2 separate regions of the Homo sapiens genome follow, and region 1 is linked to region 2. Evidence: read pairs that join two places in POLR2A ChIA-PET (ENCODE). Cell type or tissue: endothelial cell of umbilical vein. All regions are shown on one strand.

Evidence for each region. ChIA-PET counts read pairs that join two places held together with the same protein. Peaks named below come from ENCODE experiments on the same cell type or tissue, not always from the same donor. Only the 100,000 strongest peaks of a DNase experiment are listed, where the experiment ranks them.
Region 1: POLR2A ChIA-PET joins it to region 2 with 36 read pairs; 16 of 35 experiments call an interaction of 5 or more read pairs at or near these places.

What each region holds. Positions count from the first base shown.
Region 1 is chr5:39,544,199-39,552,198 of GRCh38, forward strand. No RefSeq gene overlaps it. Among named protein-coding and RNA genes, the nearest start is that of LINC02104, 28 kb to the left of the region's middle. In endothelial cell of umbilical vein, a CTCF peak has its summit at 3,563 (motif pointing left); a DNase peak (open chromatin) is centred at 3,543; H3K27ac peaks cover 583 bases.
Region 2 is chr5:39,420,754-39,428,753 of GRCh38, forward strand. It overlaps DAB2 (DAB adaptor protein 2), which reads right to left and starts at 4,227. Exons shown (of 15, transcript NM_001343.4): 1 at 4,051-4,227. In endothelial cell of umbilical vein, a CTCF peak has its summit at 4,374 (motif pointing right); DNase peaks (open chromatin) are centred at 198, 4,378, 6,208, 7,018 and 3 weaker places; H3K4me3 peaks cover 4,332 bases; H3K27ac peaks cover 6,648 bases.

The sequences.
Region 1 (8,000 bases), 120 kb after region 2:
CCCCTACCTTCACACTGGCATCCACAGTCCTGGATTTTAAATACTATACAGTAGGAAATGGCATTTAGAGAGCAGGGAATACATTTTCTTCTTCTCTGAATTATAAGAGTCTATCATTTTGTTCAACTTGTGGTAGGCATTTAGTTCTTATTTGCTAAATATGTTGAATTAATGGATGATGATGAAAAAATCTTAACAGCGGCCCAACTGAGGCCAAATACCTATTCTAAATATCCGTATGTTATCTGTATTTTTTTTTTTTTCTTCCAAGGAACTTTGTTTACCTTCCACATGTAAGAAGCTCTTAGTGGGACTTCTGAGGTTGGTAATTAGGACCAAGGCTGAGGACAGGAAAGTATTTAATATCTGAACTGACAGTCACCAGAGTCAGAGCCAAAGCTTCTTAAGAGGTGATGGATGCAGCAAACTGCTGCCAGCCTCCGTCTTCTATATAATAAGACTGGGAACAAGACAGAGAGGAGCAGATCCAAGGGTCATTAGAATGCGGTGCGTTTGAGATAAGAGGAAATTCCCTGCCTTCCCCAAGGGAGGGAAGGGAAATTAGAGTACCTGGTCTTTCTTCCTAAAACCTCCTGAGAGGCTCTAAGAGACTCATTTACAAAGGCTGTCATATAATTTAGTTACCTAATTGGACATCTGCTGAGGAAAAGGACTTGTGGATTTACCTCTTCATCATAGGAGCAGGGGAGAACAGTCTTGGAGAGAGAAGAGATGTAGGGGTAGTGTGGATTCACCCAGTTTCAGAGCCAAGACAGGTGATGCCTGAGGTTCAAGTGGATGCTACTTTGAATGTAGCTGGGCTTGTTCAACCTCCTTTCCAAGACAGATTCCCGGCAACACGAGGCCATGCACTATATGGCCAGCAGTGAGAGCTCAGGGGCTTGAAAAAGTTGGCTTAAAATCACTGAAGCTCCAAAAACTCATACCTTTATTCCCCAGAGCTAGAATTTGAAGGCCTGCCTTGCAGATGATATCAACAGCTAGGCTGTGCTGGCCAGAAAAACAGCAGGAACCAAGAGGGAAAGGTTATGATAGCAGCCTGCTAGCATTACACTCTTTCCTTTCCCTGTTCTACCTCTCAGCTCGATACCATGAAGAGGAATACAACAAGGGGAATGCAAGGTGATGGTGTACCTGAGGCAGACTCCTAATTAGAGAGGGTGCCCGTTCCTACTTGCACTGGGTAAAGTGGAAGAGGAAAGAAGGGGAGAATAAACTAATGTTTGATGTTTTAAATTGGACTAAGCCTTAATATCAGAAAGCAACTGGAAACTATGGAGCTACCTTAGATGCCAGAGGAGAATGAAGTGTTGGTATAAAATAATTGGAAAAGAATGATTTAGAAATACAAAGCCTTCTTATTTCTGATTAAGTTAATACTGCTTAATAAATGAGATGTTTATGTAAAATTATTGAAATTCATTGAACGTCTGCAAAGAAAGAACAATTTCAACCCCAGACTACTATCAATGCAAACCTTCCATTACTGATTTATTGCTGGATCCGACAGGTAATATCTCATTCACTACATCTCTAATGAAGTCTCTGGAGATCAGGGTCCCCTTGGAGGACACACAGAATGCACAGTCTTATTCTAATTAAAAAGAGTTCATTGTGTAAAGAAGAAACAAACATGTTAGCCCCAAGAGACATGTTAGCCCTGCTTGGGCCACAGTTCAGAATGAGTACCTAGCCAGTTACAAGATGCTTCAGAACTTTCTGTATCCAGTGACAGCCCAGCTGATAAGTATATCAGAAAGGATATTACTGTAAGCTAGTCATATTTGAAAATAGCTGATATGTTAGCTCTTTTTTATTGAGAGCAGATATACAAAGTATTTCATGATGCTATAGGATATTAACAATTATTTCTCTCAAAACTCTTCTGAGGGAAGACTCGGCTATTATTGAATGAGTTCTGTTGAATTCTCTCTGTTCCCTCAATTCTTCTACCTCCACTGCATAAATATATATTGCATACTGGCCAAGTGCAATGACTCACACCTGTAATCCCAGTACTGGGAGGCCGAGATGGGCAGATCACCGGAGGTCAAGAGTTCGAGACCAGCCTGTCCAACACGGTGAAATCCCGTCTCTACTAATAATACAAAAATGAGCCTGGCATGGTGGCAGGCACCTGTAATCTCAGTTACTCAGGAGGCTGAAGCAGGAGAATCGCTTGAACCTGGGAGGCGGAGGTTGCAGTGAGCCAAAATTGTGCCATTGCACTCCATCCTGGGCAACAGAGTGAGACTCCATCTCAAAAAAAAAAAAAAAAAAAAGACGTATATTGCATACTGTATTCTTTGCTTGCTGACTCTGTTACTGCCAGCCCTCTATCAGTTTCAGTCTATTTTCTGGACAATTTATTGCCTTCTCATATCCTTTTCCCCATAATATCTCTGAGAATCTGAAATGCTTTGCTGTAATGAAACTCCTTAGCCCATATAATATCAGCCTTTAAGGTGATTGTATTGCTTATACACCTGGTCTGAGAGATCATTGATTTTCAAATTCTTCCTTGAAAATCGTCTCTTCTGTTCTTGAATCCCCTATGTCCCAATCAATTCCCCATGAAGTCCATCTTTTCCAGGACTCAATTCACCTGAACTTCAGCATTCTCTTTGGCCAGCCTTCCCTGGAAGTCTACTTAGGGGGCATAGTTGACAATAATGTATATACAGCAGCCACAGAAATGTCTATGAGAGATATCAATATTTTTCAGATTTTAACTTCTGAAGTTCCTACAGGTAAGTGTTTTGTTGATGCTAGAAGAAAACAAGTTATAAGAGGTGTGTGAGCTTGATAATTGCTTAAGATGTTAATAGTCATTTAATCCTTAACTTGGTGGGAATCACATTGTGTGGCTGTAATGTAGGACTTCAAAACAAACCATCAGAAGTGTAAAGACTGGTTTTAATAAGCAGAGAGTTTGGCCTGCCTACTTTCCTCCCCCTCAATTTTTAAATGGGCCCAAGCAATTTGAAAACCAGAATGTACTAAACAGATAAGTTGATGTTTGTGAAACAGATATGTTGATGGCAGCATCAACATATCTTATGTGGTAAAGGGAGCTAAGTTTTTATGAGGCTATTATAATGGCTCTTTTATATACCCTGGAAATCCCATTTTAGACAACCATTTCCATCAGAGACTTCGGGATTGCAATAGGTAGTATGAGATATGTTACATTACGTGGTGATCGAAGTATCATGAAATACTCTTATGCTCTGCAGGCTTTTTATACAAATATGGCATGTATACAGGCAACTTATACAAATATCTAAGGCTTTTTCCTTCTGATTAAAAATTGTTTACTCTGGAATTTAACATTTATTTAATAACGTTTTAAAATAACACGAAGGGGTTTGCGTTAAAATAAGACGTATAAAAGCTGCTAGTATCTGTCAATATTTCATTCTTTAAGTATTCCCTGGTCCCGAAAATGAAATGTTGAGAACGTTGACAATTTCATTTCACAGGAAGAAACCACATAGTTTCTTTATCATAACAGCTCCCCCTGCTGATACAAAGTGAGAGCTTCGTAACTTCCTTTCAACTTTTCAGGGACTCTGGAAACATGGCTGGAAAACATTATTCTCAACTGAACCGTAGCCAGGAAAGTCTCAGGAGGGAATTCTTTCCTGACATAAAATTAAACCTGGCTTCAGCATATCTTAGGGGGGAAAAAGAAGGAAAACTTACTGTCGATGTTTCTTGGCTTGGCTTGCTTTCTGTTCTTAAAGCAACATTATTTTTAAAATCTGCAACAAAGCTTGTCATCTGCCAAGTCAGCCCAAGTCTCCTAGCCTCTCCAGTTAGGTTTCTGTGCCTTGTTGCCCTTTTATGTCCCTTGACTCCACTCAGACTGTTACCATGAATGGATGCCTTTTAACTTACCTGCAGTAGGAGCAAGTAGATGTCACTCTGTTTCCCATGGAAGGGAACCTGGTGCTAAAAGTCCCACAAAGCTCCAGGCATGGTGGCACCTGTGTGGTGATGGAGCTTCCAGGCCACAGATTATATGACCTGGTGCTACTGGCAAGAAAGTAGTAGGTTATTTATTCACCTGAGGGCTTATGCTGTTAGAATCATTGAGTTAAAAAAAAAAAAAGAATTGCCTCTACCAGGGCACTTGTAGGTGAAAGATTTCTTATATTGCATGCATACTTGCCAAAGCAGTGCTGGTTTCTGGTCACCCCCTTCTCTGGCATGACATTCTTTTCTGTTTCCATCAAATGCAAAGACTTAGAGCTTATTTATGGGTGTGAAAGGACTACGGCAAGAGAACTGATCCCTCCCCACTGCAAGGAGCTTTATAGGATGCAGAAGTGGTCATTGTAGGTCTTTGGAAGTTCAGGCATTGGCGCCTGGCTCTGAAATTATTACCCTCATTAAAATGCTTTTCTAGGATTATGGAATGCTACGTTTGGTATCACATAGTCAATATGAACCCTGTGCAGACAGGTAAACAACACATCACACACTCCATATACCTTGCTAAAAAACACCCAGCAGAGACCCTGACAAACTTCAGCACATGCCTGTGTGATCTGATTTAAAATCTGCTCCTAGCAAGTTGCACTGCTTAAGAAAACATATCTTCTTCAATTAGCCTATATAGTAGATGGCTTTTTGGAAGCTAAAGTGTTATATATCTAAGACATTAACTTAAAATGTAAATATTTCAGGAAAGGAGAATAAAGTTAACATTTACACTGAATTATATTTTTAGAGGGAACACCTAGCCACTTACCTAGCCAGGAGGCCCTGATGATAGAGCTCACATTATTGATCGGGAGTGCAGTGCTTTGAGGAAGATGGGCTGAAGGGAAAGGTCAGGCTGGGGACAGTGGGTGTTACCTGGGAGGCCCTGTGCAGCTTTGCGAGTGAGAGACCCGGGTATACTGGAGACAAAATGAAGGCACTGTGGGATAGGACTTTGTCAATGAGGATGGAAATTGTAGGTTCCTGTGAATAGACAGATGCAAAGAAGAGAGTGGGCTCCAAAGATAAATTCAACTTCTCTTTCACAGTTTTCTGAGAGCAGACTTGAGAATTGGCCCTGCCTTCCCCAATATGCAGATACTTGTAAAGTGATTCAATTGTGCTTAGTCTTAACATGTTATTTTCTTCCCCATTTGCTTATGAAGATTTTATAATAAAGACTGGAATGTTAGGTTCCTGGGGAAAGGGTACAAATAAGTTCCTGCTGTCAGTGCTTTAGCCAGGCCTGCCATCATCTTCTGCCTGAACCACGTAGTAGTAGTATTCTTTCCACTTTCACATTCCAGATTCATCTCTATGTCAAAAGACAACCGCGATGGTGTCACCGGCCTACTAAAAAATATCAAGTGTTCACATTGGTCAACTTCTTACTGGTGGTAGATTGATTTATAGTTACTAATGATTTAGCCCTCTTCCCTAAGAGGAGAATATATCCCCATCCATCACAATGTGACTTTTCTATTGGCAGGTGTATTCTTTTGATGTCAGGCTTGGCCATGTGGCCAGTGGATTATGAGCAGATATGACATATGGCTTGTTTCCAGCAGAAGTTTCAAAAACCAGCCCTTTTCCTGTATTTCTGCCAGTCCTTTTCCTTAGGAAACCATGTTTCCCAAATCAGGGACTGCTCCTTCAGCCCGGGTCACAGGCTAAGATGAGAAGTCACATGAAACAGAATCATAGCAGCTGATCCATACTCACCAACATATAATACAAATGAGAAAAAAATATCTTTTGTCATAAACCACTGAGATTTCAGGTTTACTTATTATGATAGCAAAATTGACTAATATAAATCTCCCTCCATAGTCCATCCCCAACCTACTTATCTAGACTTATATGGAACTACAACTGCACATGTACCCTACACTCCAGCCAATCTGGAAGCATTTCTATTACCCCTCCTTCATGTTTCTGCTTTTATTATTCTCCTAGCTGAAATTGCTCCTCCCCGATATTCAATAGACCCCACTTCAGAGATCTTTCCAGCTAGCTCAAAATCTATCTCATACATAAAATCTTTCTGAATGCTTGGTTTGAAATAACATTTTCTTCCTCTGAATTTCTCCAGGCATCCCATGTTTATACCAGCTCTCATTCTATTTGTTAATAATAATAAACAATAGTTTTTATTGAGAACTTATTACATATCAGATGTTGGTTTTACCTATTGTGTTACTTTGGATACATCTTGATGGGACAAAATGAAAAAAAAATGTATTAGGGTTGGATGAAAGCCTGTGGAGAATAAAACAGGAGGGAGTAGCAGAAAGTGTCAGGATGCTTCATACCACAGTGATGGTCTGACACCTGTGGCAGAAGAGAGGGAAGGAAGGAGGATTAGGTAGAAAGAGTCTCCAGCTGCAATGCAATTTCAAGGAATGTTCAGACAAGCCAATGGGGAATCTTCAAGCCAAAGCCATCTTTTGAGGGGCCCCATATCTCACAGCAGCGGTCTGCATTGGTAGCCCCACTATGTTTGATCATTGGCCATGAGCAGCCCTGTGGGAATATGATGGCGAAAAGAACAGTAGTTGGGGTTGTTAATCAATTATGCTCTCACAGCATGGCCACCACACCTACATTAGTTCATTAAATCTTCACAAAAATCCTATGAGGTCAGGACTATTATCATTCTCGTTTTAAAGTAAGGAAACTGAGACCTAGAGAGATTAAGTGACTTTGTTACCATCACTCAGGTAGTAATGGGATAGAGCCAGGGTCCATCCTCTGAACTGTCATGTGACTTTCAAATCGGCATTGGTTGAGTGTATGAATAAGTAAGCATACTATGGTGTTGCTGTGAGAAGGTGAAAATCTGAGATGACAATAATTAATGCCACTCTGTTTTTGTTGGACTCAGAAATTGACAATCTTTTCTGTAGTTCTGGAAGATTCCATGTCTCATAGGAATGGCCTGCATTGCACACAAGTTCTTTTTCTATCTGTGGGCCAAGGAATAGAACTGATTTTTTTTTCCAGATGACTACTATTTATTGTTCTGTTAAAATATTCTAAAATATTTTATGAATAAAATAGTTCATTAGGAGAGCTTCCTAACACCCTAAAGAAACAAGGCTCTCATATATTTTTTTCTATAATCCTTCAGCCATTATTCCAGTTCTATTTCCTGCTGAGTCTAATAGATGATTTGTTTCTAATCATACAGTCGGTCACATTATGCCTATTCTTTTGGTTCTGTAAAGGCATATCCCATTTTCTCCTAAGAAAGTCTTCTTTTTTGGCCAGGTGCAGTGGCTCACACCTGTAATACCAGCACTTTGGGATGCTGAGGTGGGTGGATCATGAGGTCAAGAGATCAAGACCGTCCTGGCCAACACGGTGAAACCCTGTCTCTACTAAAAATACAAAAATTAGCTGGGTGTGGTGGCATACGCCTGTAGTCCCAGCTACTTGGGAGGCTGAGGCAGGAGAATTGCTTGAACCCAGGAGGCGGAGGTTGCAGTGAACTGAGACTGAGTCACTGCACTCCAGCCTGGTGACAGAGTAAGACTCTGTCTCAAAAAAAAAAAAAGATTTTCTTTTTTTTTTCTTACTCTGTAGTGAGAAGTTGTGAATGGATTTACTTAGAGAAGTAAATAAATAGTTAATATTTTGAAAGGAGACTTAAACCAGTCTCCTGTCCCCCAAAAGCACACACACACACACACACACACACACACACACACACACGTACCAGTGGGGGTACAGTGGTACCAATGCAGACCATAACTGTGAGATATGGGGCCCATCAAAAGATGGCTTTGACTTGAAGATTCCCCATTTACTTGGCTGAACATTCCTTGGAATTGCAGTGTAGCCTGAGACTCTTCCTACATCCTCCTTCCTTTCCTCTCACATATATATGTCATGTGTGTGTGTGTGTAGGGAATCAATACTCAAGATGGGCTTCTTTCTACTACTGTGGATGGTGTTTATGTAAAATGCTGGCATGTGGTGAGATCAAAAGA
Region 2 (8,000 bases):
GAGGAGATTCTACTTCACTTAGTAACTTCCATTTTTAGACCAGGAAGCAATTTGTTCAGATTCTACTTCCCCTAGAGAGGCAGGCTTCCTTCCAGGGTAGAAGGATGCGGGAAGGGGAGTAACCATGGCAACCTGCCCAGCTATGTGGGCAAGGATAGTATGGGGCCTGCACACACTCGGAAGAATTTTTATTTCTAGCCTAGTCATTCAGTTTAATCCGGGTGGTCCCTCCCTTCCCACTTCCTTCTGTGACAATGCTGACTTCAGGGGGAAGGATTGCTCCTTCTCTGTCAGGAGTCTGAGAGGGTGTGGGGAGGACTTAATTGAGACCAGCGAGGTCAGCCTGACCAAACCAAAGTGCAGGCTTCCAGGACGAAAACAGAGAGTAACTCCCTGTCTGTTCTAGCATGAGCACAAGCAAACGCACTGGCTTTATTAAAATCAAGTGCTTGAATAATTAACCTTTTTCAAGTAGGTGAAGGGTATTCAATTTTCATGAAGAAATTTTCCATTTGCTTTCAGTTTTCACAAAGACACTTAATTCAGTTGTTCAGGGGGGAGTAATAACAAACAAACAAAACCTTCAAAATCAGATGGGAAAAAGTATTCCAAGTATATTAGATTAGCTGTCTTCCCAGCAATCCTGGGGTAGGTACTATTATTCTCCCCAGATAAGCAAGCTGAAGTACAGAGAGGTTATGGAATGTGCCCAAGGCCATGTAACCTGCAACCCTGTAGCTAAGATTTGAACCCAGGAAATGGTACTTCAGAAGGTAGTTCTCAACTACTATCCAATTGTGCCCTGTTGGAGGCAGCCAGTGTTGAATGTTAGCCCTCTGTGTCCGTACCAGTCATCATTTGTTCCCCTAACCAGGAATTTGCTTGTTTTCTGTCTTTAAGTAAAGACTGAGGAGTCTGCTTTCCTTCTGATTTCCACCAGTTAATCCAGTCAGGATATGCTGATATTATGAGTTGGGTCTCCTTTAAAGACACATATCTGGTGTTAAATCTGATTCATCTGGCCGGGTGTGGTGGGCTCATGCCTGTAATTCCAGCACTTTGGGAGGCCGAGGTGGGTGGATCACTTGAGGTCAGGAGTTCGAGACCAGCCTGGCCAACATGGTGAAACCCCGTCTCTACTACTACTACAAAAAAAAAAAAAAAATATTATCCAGGTATGGTGGCGGGTACCTCTAATCCCAACTAATCAGGAGACTGAGGTCACAGAATCTCTTGAACCCAGGAGGCAGAGGCTGCAGTGGGTCAAGTTCATGCCAGTGTACTCCAGCATGGGCAACAGAGGGAGACTCTGTCTCAAACAAAACAAAACAAAACAAAACAAAAATCTGTTTCACCTAAATATGATTTTGGCCAACCTTTGTGCAATTCAGCGGCACAGCTTCAACTTTGGAATTACATAGCAGTGCCAGGGAGAATTTTAAAATACCACATCCTGTTACTCAGGTGTTTCATATTGCCAATCTGGTTCCCATTCTGGTTCTGTCTAAAGGGTAAAAAACCTTATGTGTTTGGTTAGTTACCTAAACCTTCCTGGCCAGTAAGCTTTCGAATCTTTCCAGCTGGGGAGGTATGTTCTGATGAGCATTAGGACAACTTCAAACCCCAGGAGGGCTCACTCTCAGCAGCTTTCCCAAGCATTTCAGCATCTTGGCTTTGTCTTTAAGAAGAGCAATAATTAAATCCTCAGGTCAAAAGAATGAGGAAGAGAAACACGCAGAGCCTTCAAAATTATCCAGATGAAATATCAGTGGTAGCAAACTTAGGTTTATGGACATATGAGGGTAGAGTTAGAAATGAAGCAGCATAAGAGCCTATGTCACAGCAAAGCCTCCTGCTTGGCCAGGAGCACTCAGCAAGGAAGATATCTTCCTGCTCCCTTAACCTTCAGATAATCGAGGCCTGGTTGAGCAGGCCAGTAAATATCATCCCCAAACAGCTGGTCAGCAGCTGCCAGAGGTCCCTGTACTACCTTCATGCCAACAAGTGCCTTAAAAGCCGTACCCTTCAACCCAAACAAGGCCAGTGAAATCCATTCAACCTTTGGAGAAAGACAACAAACAGGCCTAATGCACAGGAATTTGGACTTCCAGTTTAATCTGAAACTATAAAAGTCTTTAGCAGAAACACAAACTCTGGAGTTTGCCCTTCACAAATTAGACAAGGTTTGTAACAAGTGCTTTCTTCCCTCACTTACATCCTCAGGTAAAGATCAACCATCAAGATCAAAGATCCCCAGAATGGCAAATACATACGTGTATGGGCTCAAAGTTGGAAGACATTCCTCTACCATCTACTTATTCTGGTTATACATTAAAGCATAGGAGGGCATAGCTGAAAAATGACTGGTTTCTAGGTCAGTCATTTGGATGAGAAGGGATCCTTCCAGCTGGGAGTGGGAAAAGAAGGGGGAAGTTATTCACCAACAACAGGAAAAAGAATTTAGTTGGCCTTAGGAGGAAACTGACTAAGGATTTGGAAGAAGTGGTCTGTCCCAGAAATCCACATTGGCAAAGACCACTAGGTCTTCTTCATGCTTTCTCTAGAAGACTTTCCCATTGTACTCAAATACTCCCGAATTCTCAAGGCAATAAACTTTCTTACAGTGTCACTGAGGGCCATCTCCCTTCCAAGAGGGGAGACACAGAACCTGGAGTGGGCGGGGCACCTGGCTCAGAGAAAAGTAGCCTCCCAAAGTCTGGCTGCTGGGGTAAGAAGCATGGTGACAAGCCATTTGGTAGCTGCAAGCTCCCTCCTCCCCAACAGCCAGTAGGTGCTTTTGTGTGAGAAGCCAACCTCAAGACTGTAAGGACAATCAAGTATACATCTCATCAAAGCCATTCCAAGAGGCTTATCAGACATCTCAAAGGCATTTTTTGTAGATGCCTGCTTTCCACTCCCATTACTTCTGTTTGCATTAGTTATATCTTACCTCCTTCTCCCCCATGCCCCTGCTTTGCCTGACTAAGGCCAGAAATTTTTTCATGAAGTCACTTTATAGAGCAATAGCAACATTTACTATTCGTGAAGTCGCCCCTCCATAATTTTTAAGTCTTTCCATGTGTCTGGAAGCTTGTTTCTGCTCTTCTCGGTTTACAGAGCGGCTCTCTTCCTTCCAAACAAAAACTAAAAAGAAAGGGGAAAAGGTGGGGGGTGGTTGGGGTGGAGATAACACCCAGATTCCTTAAGTGTTTTTAATCCAGTTGAATTTCCCTTTGGACTCAGCTCCCTGCTGAAACTGTCTGCGGACCAGAATTCCAGGCTCAGAATTAAGTCAAGAGGGAAAGACAGCAGAAACAAATAACAGAGTCAGCTCTATGCTATGAAAACCGCTATGTTGACTGAGGCTCCACGGTTTTAACCCATTCATTTTTCCCCCCTTTTTTAGAATTCTTACTTAATCTTTTTAACCAGCTTACAACAGGCAGGCAAGCACCATATAAACCATGCTCCCTGCGCCGGGGGATATAAAACAAGTTTCTTAAGTCCCTTGGGTAGATACTTCCTTAGGAATGCCGGTGTAAGACAAAAGTTCACATTTTAATGCCATATGTTGTCAGTCACCAGGAAAAAGCTCCTTATGGGCACAAGCCAGGTCCCCAGCCTTTGTCACACAGCAAAAATAAACACCCTTCGAGGAGTTAATTAGGCGGTCAGCAGCCACCTCAGTGTCCTAGGAGGGCTGCCCGCAGACCTTTTACACACACACACACACACACACACACACACACACACACACACACACACACACGACACAAAAGGAGGCGTTTGTTAAATGTCACAAGCTGGGCATCTGGAGTCGGATTCGAAAGGTAAATACATTCCGCGGAAGCATTCCTCAGATGTCAGGCCACAAAACTGCTGGTTTCCCCAAGCACAGGGTCTCATTTCTAAGATTCCCCACAGCCCAAGGTCTGTACTCAAAGAAGGGTAGCGGGGGGCGGGGGGGTGAGAGAGGGGGAGCAAAGGAGAGAAGGAGATCTTTAAAAAAAAAATGGAGCCAGAGGGAAGAAGGGTTTCGAAGCTACTCACCGGCTAGCTATTGCCTCCGTGAAGCGAGCATGACTTCCCCGCGCCCGGAGCCTCCAGGCTACAGCGCAGCGGATGCGGCGGGCCTCGCTTAAATAGCCGCCGGCCGGGAGCTTCGGAGCCGCGCGGCCACTCCCGGCGAGAGATATGGTTCTAATCAGATGCTGGCAGCTGAGGACTCCCCAGGAATGTGCCAGGATGTTTTTGCTGCCTGGGCTTGGTAACTCCCCCTCAACGTGTCTGCAGAGTCTTCCAAACTTAACTGTTTATTAACTCGCGCTGCAGCGGCGCAGAGGACCCCGCTCCCCTGAGCTCCGCGAGCCCCACCAGCTGGGGGCGATCGCAGGGACCCAGCGACGGGAGGGGAAATGTGTTCGGGGAGAAGTCAAAAGCCCCAGACCGACGCGGGCGGGGGGCGGGTGCAAATAAGGACAGGAAAGGGAAGCTCTGGAGGAAAGGGGTGGGATCCACCGAGCTTCGTTTCACAGATCCGTTCCCTGGATTGCCACTGCGAGTGATGTGGCACACGGAGTCATCCTAACCAACCCGTTGGGGCCCTTTGAACAAAGGACTGCCTTTACTCCTGACTTTTCTGACAAGGGACAACGGTTCCTGCGCAGATCTGCAGTTTCTAAAGTTGATCGCGCGATTGGATTTGCTCCCCTTAGAAGAAATTAGTGTCTCCCTCATTGCAGATGCAAATGCGCTTAAGTTAGTGGGAAATCTATGTGTGCATATGTGAAACATACTGTATTTACCTATGAAATATAATCATATATATGGATATAAAAATAATATTCTCTCTGAAATCGATATGAGCAAAACATGTTCACGTCTATGTAGCCTATCAAATAAGTTATAATTCTGATACAATCAGAGATTCTATACAGGCTTCCCTTACAGTGTATATACACCTATATGTAGACACATAACATGACTTTATCTGCATGAATTTCCATAGCACTTCCTATAACTCTAGGAAAAACATGAACTGCAAGAAATAAAATATTTAAAAATGTTAACGTAGAGTGCTGAGCGGTAGAAGGTACTCCGCAGCAAATCCTAATGAGTGTTAACAAGCTGAGAATTCATTTTCTCCATATTTTAAAATCAAGAATTATTGTAAAACATCCACAGAAGCTCTGTTGCTTTTTGGAGAATTCTGAAATTACTCTTGTGAAAGACGTGTCTCTTTTCCCTTTTTTTAAGAAAAAAATTTAATTGTTTAAAGTCAGAGGCAGCACGTAGTAAATGTGAAAATGCTAAATTGTATCTCGGATGGGAGGGGGTTATTGATTTTATCGAGTAAGCAACACAGTGGATTTGCATTTTACCTCTGGAAACTGAGGGTTCAAATAGGGCTCGTGGGACATCAAGGATATATTTTGTGGTCCGTGCCTAGCCTCGACTGCAAAGCCACTGTGTAATTTGGGGTAGCTCAATGTGAGTGGCAATGTCTGCTCTCAAGTAGGTCAGGCTTGAAACAACCGTTGTTCGGGGAGACTGAGGGGTGCAGAGCAGCACAGCTGGCCCAGAATTCTACTTCCCCAGCCTCTACTATTTCTCATCCCCTGACACACCTAGGGGTGTGGAGGCAGGGAGGGCCATGCTGGCAGTTTTCAATATTCCTCAGAGGTAATTTGCTATTTTAAAAAATGACTTTGTGTGAATGACAGGAAGTATACAAATTTTAGTCCTAGGATAGTATTCTATTTATAACATTTATGCAGAGAAATGTAATTCTAGTACATTTTAGAACACAAGGCTTTGTTTCTAAAATCTAGAAGTCCAGTTTCATTTCTATTGGCTAGGTAGCTGGAAAAAGGGCTGCTGACTTCAGGCAAATAGAGACTTTGATAATTAGAAAGACATGGGTGTCTCTTTTAACCTCAATATGTAATATTTTCTAGACTAAGAAGTGCTCACTCAATTCTATTTTTTTTTTTTTTGAAAGACTCTTACCAAGAAATACTAACTTATGTTTGCTCTACCCCACCAAATGGAAGGGATTTGTCTAAGAAGCCAGAGGAAGAAAATGATTTCATCTGCTATGAGTTGTAGTTTCAAGAGAAGACTTTGATGAAAACAGTTCATTTAAGAGCAGTGGGCTCACACTTACAACTTAAAATAGACACCTCTTATTTTGCACAGAAATCTGAAGAGTCGACAGTGGAGAATTCTGGTTTGAACTGTATTTTTATATCTCTAGGGCACCGATATTGCTTCTGGCAGTAATTCAATGTCCTGCTCACATTAAGAAAAAAAAAGAAAAGAAATTTAACTCTTTTTATCCCTCGTGAAACATTGTCTCTGTCTCATCTAAGTTGTTCACTTTTCAACAAGTCTAAAATGAACATCTTTCCCTCTGGAGAATCACGCCAAAGCCCACCCAGATATTTACCCTGCCTAAATAATGGTCTTTTCTTATCACCACTGAAATTTATGTTTAGAAAATTAAGGGGAGGAAAAGTCAGTTCAATGTTTGAAAAACAATAGTCTTTGAATGGCAATTGTCCGTTGCAGAAAACCTGCCTGTGAGAGAGAAGGAAAAAATAAAATAAAACAAATGACTGTGCTCCCAGCCTAGGAAAGGGGTAGTTAATCCCGTGATGGCTTGCTGAAGAATGCATGGTTTATTATTAAAGTAATCTCTTAAGATTTTCCTGGAATGTGCTTCCACAGCAACTCTGCCTGTTCGACCTATCCTATGCATGTGTCTTTTCTTCCATAATTAAGCTGTTTTCCTCTGTTAGCTCACAGACCTAATCCTTTATCCTTTCTCTCCTCCTTCTCCATCACTTCTTCTATCCCCCTCTCTACTGCTCTTGTCTTCCTTAAACTGCCCCTTTTGAAGCCTGTCATTTCTCCTGAATTGTAAATGGCACTTTGGAACTGGCTGTAAGGTAAACTGCCTGTGTGCCTTTGATGCCTTGCTGGACACTTAGAGATGTTAAAATCAAACAAGGATTTGTTGAAGTGGACCTAGTAAGGTCACATCTCTCTCTCTCTCCTTTTTTTTTTTTCCTTCTCCATGTCATTAAAAAAACAATGAAGAGAATGGCTATTGTTCCCAGAAAATGTTCTTTGACCTTGACCAGTCCTGCATATTTAACATTACAGAAAAACTGACCCTACCAGATTTGGTGGCTGGCAAGTCAAAACAAATACTGGAGGTTTTTTTTCATATCTCTGTCTATCCATCTACCTGTCCATCTTCTGATCTAAAATATTTGGAAGATAGTTTCATAGAAGGCAGCCTGTTTGTGTTTTGTTTTCTTGCTTATACCCCTATAGCATCTCAGAACTAATATGTATTTTTCTGTTTTGTGCAATTTTAATGAAACTCAGGTGGTAGACTACTAGGGTACTTGGAAAAATTGGTACTTGTAAAATGAAGAACATTTAAAATTCAATAATATAAATGTATATAACTAATTACACCTCACTTATCAATATAAATTTTTATAATGAGAAATTGTGAAAGGCAAGTAAATACCCATAAAAATTACCATTCAAATAAATACTGTCTTACTTGGAAAGAAACCTAGCAGGAGTTATCAAAAATGAAAATACATAAAACCCTGCAGGAATTACTAATATTAATTGTTATTGTAGCAAACACATACACTTCTCTATCCTAGGAGTAAGAATCTATCCACTAGAAATAAAGCACATGTATAATATGCAAGGATTTTTTTTTTTTTATTTTTCTGAGATGGAGTCTTGCTCTGTGGCCCAGGCTAGAGTGCAGTGGCAAGATCTCGGCTCAGTGCAACCTCCGCCTCCCGGGTTCAAGCAATTCTCTGCCTCAGCCTCCCGAGTAGCTGGGATTACAGGTGCCCACCACCATGCCCAGTTAATTTTTGTATTTGTATTTTTAGTAGAGACGGGGTTTCACCATCTTAGCCAGGCTGGTCTCATGATCCACCCGCCTCGGCCTCCCAAATTGCCGG